Linked DNA regions of Homo sapiens: region 2 is linked to region 1. A link is a contact called in ENCODE Hi-C data. All regions are on one chromosome and are shown on one strand. Each heading gives the region's core, a stretch centred on a gene start or an enhancer-like site at or near the end of the contact. The rest is flanking DNA. Distances are from core to core; before and after follow the strand shown. Region 1 holds the start of HELB (DNA helicase B). Region 2 holds the start of RAP1B (RAP1B, member of RAS oncogene family).

The links. A loop is a pair of places that touch in the nucleus more often than their neighbours do. Pooled maps may share reads with other maps.
Region 2: a map of naive thymus-derived CD4-positive, alpha-beta T cell shows a loop between it and region 1 (10-fold over the local background). The contact joins the promoter of RAP1B here to the promoter of HELB in region 1. A Hi-C loop is called at or near these places in 1 of 168 maps with a recorded cell type or tissue (naive thymus-derived CD4-positive, alpha-beta T cell), 2 of 37 single-sample maps with no recorded cell type and 7 of 50 pooled maps.

What each region holds. Positions count from the first base shown.
Region 1 is chr12:66,300,141-66,305,341 of GRCh38, forward strand. It overlaps HELB (DNA helicase B), which reads left to right and starts at 2,353. Exons shown (of 13, transcript NM_001370285.1): 1 at 2,353-2,650; 2 at 4,591-5,010. The coding sequence starts at 2,464. RefSeq lists enhancers at 2,423-2,472, 2,533-2,612, 3,244-3,343, 3,374-3,683.
Region 2 is chr12:68,607,765-68,613,557 of GRCh38, forward strand. It overlaps RAP1B (RAP1B, member of RAS oncogene family), which reads left to right and starts at 3,135. Exons shown (of 8, transcript NM_001010942.3): 1 at 3,135-3,279. RefSeq lists a silencer at 2,992-3,451.

The DNA.
Region 1 (5,201 bases), core at 1,103-3,602:
TATTACAAAAATCACACAGTAGATAACCTATGTCTATGTTGTTTTTTGTTTTGGGAAGTGTAGCTTCAGGGTAGATCCAGGTATCTCAATTTTAGAACACATCCCAAGTGATTTTGATGCACAGCCAGATTTGAGTACCACTGCTTACTATGTATGGTAAAGATGGTATCCAGAAAGCCAGAATTGTTAACTTTTTTTTTAAAAGAATGAGAAAACAATAGGTAAAGAAGTAAGATTCTTATCATCCTAAATTCCTATCTACACTATCCAATAAAATGCAATTGAACTATATGAATAGAAGCTGAACATATAGTGACCAGGTGCAATGGCTCACGCCTGTAATCCCAGCACTTTGGGAGGCCGAGGCCGGCAGATTACTTGAGTTCAGGAGTTCGACACCAGTCTGGACACCATGGCGAAACCCTGTTTCTACAAAAAATTGCAAAAAATTAGCCGGGCTTAGTGGTGTGAGCCTGTGGTCCCAGCTACTTGAGAGGCTGATATGGGACGATCACTTGAGCCTGCTGGGAGGTCAAGGCCTCAGTGAGCTGAGATGGTGCCACTATAGACCTGTACCAAAAAAAAAAAAAAAAAAAAGGGAGGAGGAGTTGAACACCTGTGCTGTGTAGTGGCTCACATCTGTAATCCTAGCACCTTGGTAGACTGAGGCAGGAGGATCACTTGACTTTAGGAGTTCAAGACCAGCTTGAGCAACACAATGAGACCTTGTCCCCCCACCCCCCAAAAAAAAAGAGAGAAAGAAAAAAAAGTTTAACATCTAGAGATCTAGAGTTGATTCTTGTGCCCAAGTCATCATGTTGGTAACAAGAATATCCCATGTATATACTCATAAGTGACCCAGATTTGGGAAGCCAATGATAAGTTGCAGTTTAGATATGCTGAGTCTTAAGTAGCCAAGGGGCATCCAGTAGTGACTGACAGTGTTTAGGCAGTTGTTTGTATGGTTTGGAGATCAGATTAGGCTGAGTCATTAGCATGTAGGTGAAGGATGATTGAGGAAAGGATTATAGAGCAAGAAGATGCTTGGGATGGAGCCTTGGGGAATAACAGTACTTACAGGCAAGCAGAGGGGTCCAAGACTGTAAATAGCCAGAAAGGAGAAAAATCTGAGAAGGCAAGCTGCAAAAGCCCCGGCAGCAGAATGCTACAAGAAGAAAATACTTATCAGTATCAAATACTGCTGAGAGGTCAGGTAAAACAAAGGCTGAAAAGTATCCACTGGTTTTTGAAACGAAGAGGACAGTAAGTGTGACATTTGTCAGAGGAGATTCAATGTTGTGGTGGAAACAGTAGCCATGTGAATGTCAAAGGAATTCAACCTCATATAGCCAATCCTTGGAAACACTGGTGTTTTGTCAGCTGCAACAGTATTTCTTTTAAAAGCAACAAAAGTGGGCATTTTTCAATTGGTACCCAAAGGAAAAGAAATCAATTTTTATATTTTCTCCTATACATTTTTCTTAAATATTTGGTGCTAGTTGTCGTTTATATATATTTAAATATAGCATCAGGTGCTTTTGGATTTAGTAAATAGTGTGTGTTTAGTTATTTCAGGAATAATCCCAAAATAAACAGTATCAATACAGTAATGTAGTAATATATTTATGGTATTTCTTAAATAGTACCAAGACTTTCAAGTACCATCCTCATCAAGTAAGAGAATCATAGCCCCATAATAGTTTTTAAAACCACGTTCCTTTCTCTTCTATTTCCCTTCTCCTATTCCTGTCTATACTCTGGGCTGCAAAGAGACACTTTTGCCCCACTGTCAGCAGGTAGCAGCCCAGCTTAAATAAGTTTGGGAGACCAGGGTGTACTCACAGAGGAAAGGATAAAAATAACTTTGAATGTTATCTAATCCAGTGGTGTCCAAACCTAGCTGAGCATCAAAATGGACAGCCCGGAATGTACATTAAAAAGACAGAATTCTAGGTCCCTGCCCTAGATCCGATTCCAGAAGGGCATCTGCTATACTTTCGTTTTGGGAAGGTTGGGGTGGGGGTTGCTTTTCCAGGTTCTTCAAGCTCAGCAGAAGTGGACTTTCTCCCCGTTCTCTCTCCGCAGGAGATGCCGTGCACTGGCGGTTCTGCAGGTGCCACGCCTGTCACTCCCCAGCGCTGATTTCGTCCCAGCACCTTCCTGATAATCACCGCCCAGCACCAGGCTCCAAAAGGAGCGGAAGCCCCGCCCATCTCCCAGCCCCTCGCTCTCCCTTCCCCGCCCCTAACCCGCCTTGCCCCGCCCCTTCCACATGCCCTCCCCTCGGCAATTCCTGGAAACTTGGGGCGGAGCTTCGCTGCCTTTCAGGTTTTATGTACGCTGGCGGCCGCCAGGCCGTTCCCGGAAGTTGATGGCCTTACAGTCGTAGAACTGATTGGCTGATCATGACCATGCAGTTAGCCAGGGTTTTCCCGAGTTGTTTGGGTTGAGTTCAGGAGAAGCATGGCCAGGTCGAGTCCGTACCTGCGCCAACTTCAGGGACCTCTGCTCCCACCCAGGGATCTGGTGGAGGAGGACGACGACTACCTAAACGACGACGTGGAGGAGGATGAAGAGTCCGTGTTCATCGACGCCGAGGAGCTCTGCAGTGGGGGCGTAAAGGCTGGCAGCCTCCCCGGGTGCCTCCGCGGTGAGGAAGGCGTCTGCCCGGGGGATGGGGTTGGAGGGTCCAAAGTAGCGCTTCCCATTCTGGCTTTGCCCTGAGCAAGGCACCCAGTCGTGCTAACAGATTTAGCTTATCAGTGGTCTAGCTGCTTCATCCTACCAAGGGTAAAATTATGACTATAATAATAGCAGTGACTTTAACTGGACACATACTATGTGGTTTTTTTTTTTTTTTCTTTTTTTGAGCAGCAGCAAGATTTATTGCAAAGAGCGAAAGAACAAAGCTTCTACAGTGTGGAAGGGGACCCGAGCGGGTTGCCCTTTTTTTTTTTTTTTTTTTTTAAAATTATTCTCATTTTAATGGTCGTCCTTTAATTTAATGTACCTTTAATGTAAGGTAGTTTTACGCTTAAGGAAACAGTGGATGTTGAGTCTCTATTTCCACCCAGAATCGGAACTTTTATTTTTCCTTCTGACCACTTATCCTCAAGTTCTATAGAATGAGAACTTGTAATTATTATCCTATATTGCCTGGAGTCAAATACGTGGTTCTTCCTCAGCTTCTTGGAAAAACAAAACAGTCCGGGCGCGGTGGCTCACGCACTTTGGGAGGCCGAGGCAGGTGGATCACTTGAGGTCAGGAGTTCGAGACCAGCCTGACCAACATGGTGAAACCTGTCTCTAGTAAAACAACAACAACAACAACAAAACTACAAAATTAGCCGGGCGTGATGTCGCACACCTGTAATCCTAGCTACTTGGGAGGCCGAGGCAGGAGAATTGCTTGAACCCAGGAGGTGGGGGTTGCAGTGAGCTGAGATCACACCATTGCACTCCGGCCTGGGCAACAAGAATGAAACTCCATCTCAAAAAACGAAAAGGAAAGAAAAGAAAAAGAAAAACGAAACACAAGGAACACCTCAGTGCACAGATGATTGTTAATTGGTGTTAGTAACCTTGTGGTTCGGGTAAACCTTGTATAAGTAGTTTCCTGTGCTATGAGGTAGTTTCCTGTGCTATAAGTTATACCTGTTATGTATACTTTGTGACTGAGACTTAAAATATTTTAATGTGCCGACCGGTGCTGTTCAGTAGAACTTTCCATGATCATGGCAGTGTTTTATATCTGCACTGTCTGGTATAATAGCCACTAGCCATATGTAGCTGTTTAGAACTTGAAATCCAGCTAGTGTAACTGAGGAGAGAAATTTTAAGTTTTATTACATTTTAATTTAAATAGCCACGTGGGTGGACAGCGCAGATTTAGGCAGAAAAGTTTCAAGTATTTGTGGAGGGCTTAGTCGTCATTCTAAAGTATCATCAACTGGCTAGCATGTTTGGTGCTGGGAAAACCTAGAGAAATAAAATAACAAGGTTGCAGTCTTAATGAAGCTTACCCTCTAGTGTATTAAACAAACATTCTTTAATCACAGAAGTAACTATAATGTTACTAAATGCTTAGAAGGAATGCTAAATAGTGCTTTGAGAGGTTTTATACATGAGATTCAGGGAAGACTTTTCTAAGTAAGTGATAGTTAAGCTGAGGTCTGTAGTAAATGTAGTAAACAGTAAAGGGGAGATCAGTTAAGGCAGATGGAATAACTTGAGTGAAGGGCCATGGCATTTTAAAGAAACTGCATGAAGGCCAGTATTGGCTGAAGTCAAGAGTAGCAGAGAGGGGACTGATTTTAGAAGAGGAACAGCAGACACCTGCTGTGTACTGTGCTTGCGTTTTGGAATACAAAGACAAACGAAACAGTGTCCTGTTTTAGTATTTACAGTGTAGTGGAGGGAGACAGAAAAAGAGGTAGGCAGAATGCAGTGTTACAGGCACCCTACCAGACATCTTTAGAGAGTGCTGTAGGGAGATTAAAGATAGTGGTAAGTTTGATGAAACTTTGAGGAAACGGTTTCTAAATAATCTCCAGAGTTAACTTTTGTGGGTTTTTGTTTGTTTTTTTTTAGTTTCTATTTGTGATGAAAACACACAAGAGACATGTAAAGTGTTTGGACGTTTTCCGATAACAGGTGCTTGGTGGAGAGTGAAGGTACAAGTAAAGCCTGTGGTGGGATCAAGGAGCTATCAATATCAAGTTCAAGGATTTCCGTCTTACTTTTTGCAGTCTGATATGTCACCACCAAATCAAAAACATATCTGTGCTCTCTTTCTTAAAGAGTGTGAGGTCTCCAGTGATGATGTTAATAAATTTTTAACATGGGTAAAGGAGGTATCAAACTACAAAAACCTAAACTTTGAAAATCTTAGGGAAACACTAAGAACTTTCCACAAGGAAACTGGAAGGAAAGATCAAAAGCAGCCTACACAGAATGGTCAGGAAGAGTTGTTCCTAGACAATGAGATGAGTCTTCCTCTGGAAAACACAAGTAAGTGTGATTTTTATCATCAACTTTCAGTGTAATTGACATACTTAATAACTACAGTGTTTAAAATGTTACCACTAGCATAGTATTCTTTTTAAAAATCCATTTGGTGAAAAATGTGTTTATGTTGCTTTTGGAGTATGCCATTGACATTTCAGGTTTCTCATCTGTAGCATGAAGGGATTATATGAGCT
Region 2 (5,793 bases), core at 1,885-4,384, 2.3 Mb after region 1:
TATAGGCTACCGCGCCTGGCCAAGAAGCTCATTCTTAAGAGAAAGTAGATAAACCTTGAATAATGGGCAAGGTATTTGCAGAATGAGATGGAATGGGAAGGGGCATTCCAGGCAGAGGAAATCATTCACCTATGCACAACAGAGAGATGGGGAAGCAAATTATGTGGGCCAGATGAAAAGTCCACTGTCCATTCTGACTATAAATCAGTTTTGAGTGAAAGGAAAAAGTGAGACACAGGATTTTAATTTTATTTTGGTAGAGTGGGGAGTAATTGAAGGCTCTTTGAGGAAGGGAGTGACTTGCTTGGTATGCTTTAAGATAATCATCTGGCAACAATGTATAGAATGGATCACAGCAGGAACAGACTGGAGGCCACCAGGCTGCAAAGGTCCAGGGGATGAGTTCTGCCAAACTAAATTTGGCAACTAAAAACTAAGTATGGTCTTAGTTGAAATGGAAAAGAGGAAACACAATGAAAGACCTTGTCGAATTACTATCTAATAGATATGCCAATTGATGGATTATTCAAGAAGAGCAGAGAGCTAAGTATCAGGCTTGAAGATTGGGTAATTTAAAAGATGGTGATACAATTCACAAAGGAAGAGGAAAAGAAACTGGTTTGGTTACAAAGACGATGAGTTCAGTTTGCACACATGACCAGTGCAAATTGCCAGTGGAATATCCTGGAGAAGAAGTCAAGGAAATAAATAGGAAAGAGGCTCAAACTGAAAAGTGAGTTCAGTGTTAAGAGATGCAGATTATGGTATTCTCTGCATAGTGATAACAGTTTAATACAAATAACAATGATTTCCAGTCTAATAAGAGAAACTGTGTTTTTAATTAAATAGATTATTTTACACGTTCTCTCAAACTCTAAAAATTCTAGCTTCAATTTTCTAAAACCAATTTCTTTCTGGAAAAAAAAAATCAATTGCCCAAAGGACAAAGAGTTTTTCTAAAAAAAGAAAGAAAGAAAAAGCACAGTGTTCCCAGGTAACACTTCTGTGAGCTCAAAGTTTCAGACTTTCAGTTATCAAATTTTTATGCAATAACTGAAAAGTTAGTAAAGTCAAATTTATTTGTAATTCACTCATTCATTGAGAAGTTACAGTAATTCCAACGGACTGCTCTGAAATTTGCCTTTGAAACTTTTATTTAAAAAGGTTTTCTAAAGAATGGATGTTAAGTGTTCTCATAAAAAAATGCTAACTCAAGGCCAGGCGCGGTGGCTCACGCATGTAATCCCAGCACTTCGGGAGGCCCAGGCGGGCGGATCACCTGAGGTCGGGAGTTCCAGACCAGCCTGACCAACATGGAGAAACCCCGTCTCTACTAAAAATACAAAATTAGCCGGGCGTGGTGGCGCATGCCTGTAATCCCAGCTAGTCGGGAGGCTGAGGCAGGAGAATCGCTTGAACCCGAGGGTGGGAGGTGGGGGCGGAGGTTGCAGTGAGCCGAGATCACGCCATTGCCTTCCAGCCTGGGCAACAAGAGCGAAACTCTGTCTCAAAAAAGAAAAAAAAAATGCTAACTCAGCCGGCGCGGTGAGTCACGCCTGTAATCCCAGCACTTTGGGGGGCCCAGGCGAGCGCATCACCTGAGGTCAGGAATTCGAGACCAGCCTGGCCAACATGGCGAAATCCCCTTTCTACTAAAAATTAGCTGGGCGTGGTGGCACGCGCCCGTCATCCCAGCTACTCGGGAGGCTGAGACAGGAGAATCTCTTGAACCTGAGAAGCAGAAATTCCAGTGAGCCGAGATCATGCCACTGCACTCTAGCCTGGGTGACAGAGCAAGACTCTCAAAAAAAAAGGTAACTCTGTGAGGTAATGTAACAATGTATACATTACTTCAAACGATCATGTTGTATACACAATAAATGCAGACAATAAACAATTTTTAAAAAGATATTTTTCTAAGGAAATAGAAATTATCGAAATAGGTAATCTACTCAATTAACCTAAATTGTAAAACATTATAAAACACAGAGAACTGTTATAATTCATTCTCATCTATTCATTTAACTTAGGTTAGCTTAGTTTTCAATCACTACATATTCTTAAACGGAGTGAAATTAGTCACATTCCATTTATCTTCCAAATTTATCAACGTTTATTAAGATTTATTTCAAGAATAATTTGTACAGGGCCTAATTAAATTATGAACCAAGAAAGTTAGTCTTAAATGACCCCTCAATCCCTTTTCCCTGCACTTTGCTCTCTTAATCTCCTCGCCCATCAAAACTGCTTCAAGAAAAAGTTCTGATAAATTTCTTGTACTAAGGGTAAGTAAGAATGGTAAATTCCCGTGTTAAGTTCCCGCCCTTTTTGGAACGAGGCATTTTGGAACAGAAAGTGTTTTCTGGTGCCCTGAAGTCACACGATAAACCTACTTGCCTATGGGTAATCCTGTGAAGTGAATAAAGCGTCCAGGACATGCATTTAAATACGCAATTTATTTTAGTTATATAAATGGCGTTGGTTTAGGTGCAGGGTACAAACTTATTTAGAAATCATCGATTTGTTAACTGCGTTTGGCATGGGAATTTGGAAAGAGTTCGCCCGGGTTAAGACACCAATGGATAAAACACTTGTCAATCCAGGAGAAAAGGCATCTCAAGAATGGAAAGACTTGCTGGCCCAGGCTCCCTCGGGGAGCTCTAGGTGTAGAAAATGCGCGCTCTCCGTTACTTCTCGGTTACTTTGCCCAGCACAAAGGACGACGCGAATACCAACAGACTGGACGAGTCGGTGACTACAGTTTGCATTAAGAGGCGGCGCCTTTTGGGTTTCGGAGGGTTCCACTGGAACCCACGAGGGTCAGGAACACCGACGCGCGGATTCCGCCCACCAGACAGCCTGGGGAAGCGAGCCTGAAGGCGCGGCGCAGCTAGAGAGAAGAACCTCGGCAGACATGCCGCCCAGAGGCAGCTAAGGGGCCCGTGGGCAGGGCCTGCGCTCCGGCTGCGATGCAGGCCGGCTAGAGGCCGGCGCCGAGGACCCGGCGCGCGGCGGCCCCGCCCCCTCGGCTCCCCTCGCCCCGCCCCCTAGGCCCGCCCCTTCCCGGGCCGCGCACCCGCGCGCCCCGCCCGCGGGCGGAAGCTGGAGCGAGGCTGAACGCCTGACGTCAAGGCGACATCGCCAAACCTCGCCCAGATTCAGGCGTGTAAACCAGCCGGAGCGGCGCGGCAGCGGCAGGACCGCCGTGGCGCCTAGAGTAGCGACCCGGGGGGAGCGCGGGGCGACGCTGGCTGCAGGGACCCGGTGACAGCGTGAGAGGTTCGCAGAGTGAGTGCGTGGCCGCTGAGGGAAGCCGCGGCGGCGGCCGCGCGGGGCCGGGCGCCGGCTGAGGGGAGCGGGTGGGGTGCGGCGAGGCGCGGGCCGGGCGCGGCGGTCAGGGGCCCCGGCGGCGGCAGCCCCTCGGCGCGCGGCAGGTGGCGCGAGGGCCAGGCGCCGGGCCCGCGAGCGCGCTGCCTTGCGGGCCGGCGAGGAGGAGCAGCCGCCGCCGCCGCGGGAGAACAGCGCGCTTTGCGGAAGGGGTCAAATGTCTGAAATATGGCGGAGGAAGTGAGAGCCCGAGGACCCCCCCACCCGCCCGCTCTCTTCAGCCCGCGTCCGCCGCAGCTTCTCCCGCCGCCCTCCTTTCCCCGCCGGCTCCCCCGAAGACTCGCTCCCCGCCCCGAGCCCCCTCGCTTGTCGCCTGGGTTCCCTCCGTGGTATGGGTGGAAGTTAGAACGGAAACCAGAAAGTTGTCCTTTGCGAAGACCTAGCTTCTCCCAGCCCCGAGCTAGGGCGAGGAGCCTTCGGGGGAAACCACTCCCAGGCGCCCCGCGGGCTTGAGCCTGACAGCGAAAAAGTTTGCCTGAAACGGGGCTTGCTTGCTCCATTTGTTGCGGGAAGTGGCAGGAGGAAGGCAGCGGAGAGAGCCCCACTTAGTCTGGCAGCAGCCACCGTGTAGAGAAAAACTGTTAAAGGGGCCTTTCCCTTCGTCAGCAAGAGGAAATCTCTTTCTCTTAGAGGGAGAGAAAATCCAGGAAGTTTGTCCTCTTCTCTTTTTCGCCATCTCGAGGTGTCTAATCCTAAAACTATCAGCGCCATGAATTTTATTTAAAACTACGCCCAGTGAACCGGGCTCTCCGGATTTTTCTTCTGAAAAACACTGATGTCTTTTGGAGAAAAGATCATTTTTGCAAGTTAAAGCAGATGGTTTCCTTCCCCTTCGCTTTCCCCCCTCTCCCACTCTCTTTAATAGTTTAGAAAAACATTTTGGCCCTGTAACTTCTGATTGGTATGAATAGAAGCAGTTCTGTGTTGCAGTAAGGGGAAATCACATTTTTACGGGGTAGAAAGTTGACACTAAATGAAGATTGTGATTTTAGTATTTTAAAATTAATTCCGTCTAATTGGATTTTGGTTTTGCAGGCAGCATCTCATATATGTCGAGTACTTAACAATTTAAAGCTCTGACTTGTAAATTTATTTTTCAGCTCTCTTTTTTCGTAATTAGAATACTGTTTGGACTTGCTCAACAAGACCTTATCTTAACAAAAAGTAACTTATAGAAAAGGGAGACATTCATTTAACTTCAAGCCCATATTATTCTTAAAAGCTGACTCTTGAAATAGTATTTATTGAGTCATAGTGGAGTCATGGGACTTTTTAAGGGCCGGAAGGGACTATTTAGATCATCCAGTCCCACCCTGTCATTTTATGGAGGAGGAAACTGAGGCCTAGATAAGATAACCAGTTAGTGGGTCCACTGACCTTTAGGACAGTAGTCTATCCGTAAGAGACAACATGGAGAAAGAAATACAACGTTTTTATAGTGAATTATCATCTTACAAAGAATATTCTTCCCATATCGCACTTTTAAAAAGTGGGTACCTTAGTCAAATAGGAGAAAAAACCACTTGAGTAGTTTCATCCTCAGGTTTTAGGTGAGGAAACTGATACTCAGATTAAATAACTTTAAGCACACAGAGCCTGAATGATAGTCTTATTTGAGCTCATCTGTGCTTTTAATGTGTACTACGTTAGGTGTTTTCACTTGCATTTCCTTTAGTCTTATTTGAGCTCATCTGTGCTTTTAATGTGTACTACGTTAGGTGTTTTCACTTGCATTTCCTTGTTTGACGTTGACAATAAATCGTGAAGCTGCCTTATCTAAGGAAGTCCTAAAGTAAATCATTGGAACACATGTAGCCAGTTTGTTGTTTTTAATATGCCAGGTATCAAAATATAACTGAAGAACCAATGCTAAACTGACTTAATTTTAAAATGTTGTATGGGGCATGAAAATGATTGCTCTGGCTGGGCGTGGTGGTTTACGCCTGTAATCCCAGCACTTTGGGAGGCCGAGCCGAGGAAGGCGGATCATTTGAGGTGAAGAGTTCGAGAACAGCCTGGGCAACATGGTGAAACCCCGTCTTTACTAAAAATACAAAACATAGCCGGGTGTAGTGGCACGCGCCTGCAATCCCAGCTATTCGGGAGGCTGAGGCACGAGAATATGAACCTGGGAGGTTCACATTGAATGAACCAGCTTGAACCTGGGAGGCGGAGGGTGCAGTGAGCCGAGACTGCACTACTGTACTGCAGCCTGGGTGACAGAGCTAGACCTGTCTTAAAAAAAAAAAAAAAAAAAGGAGATAAGAAAATGATTGCTCTGCTCTCTTTTACATTCTCCCCTCACCCACGACCGCGTGAAAGTCATCTCTCTTACCTTCTATGACACGCATTACTTCCTGCCTCCTGTTACCATTTTATATTATTTATTCCATTGAATTGTGAACT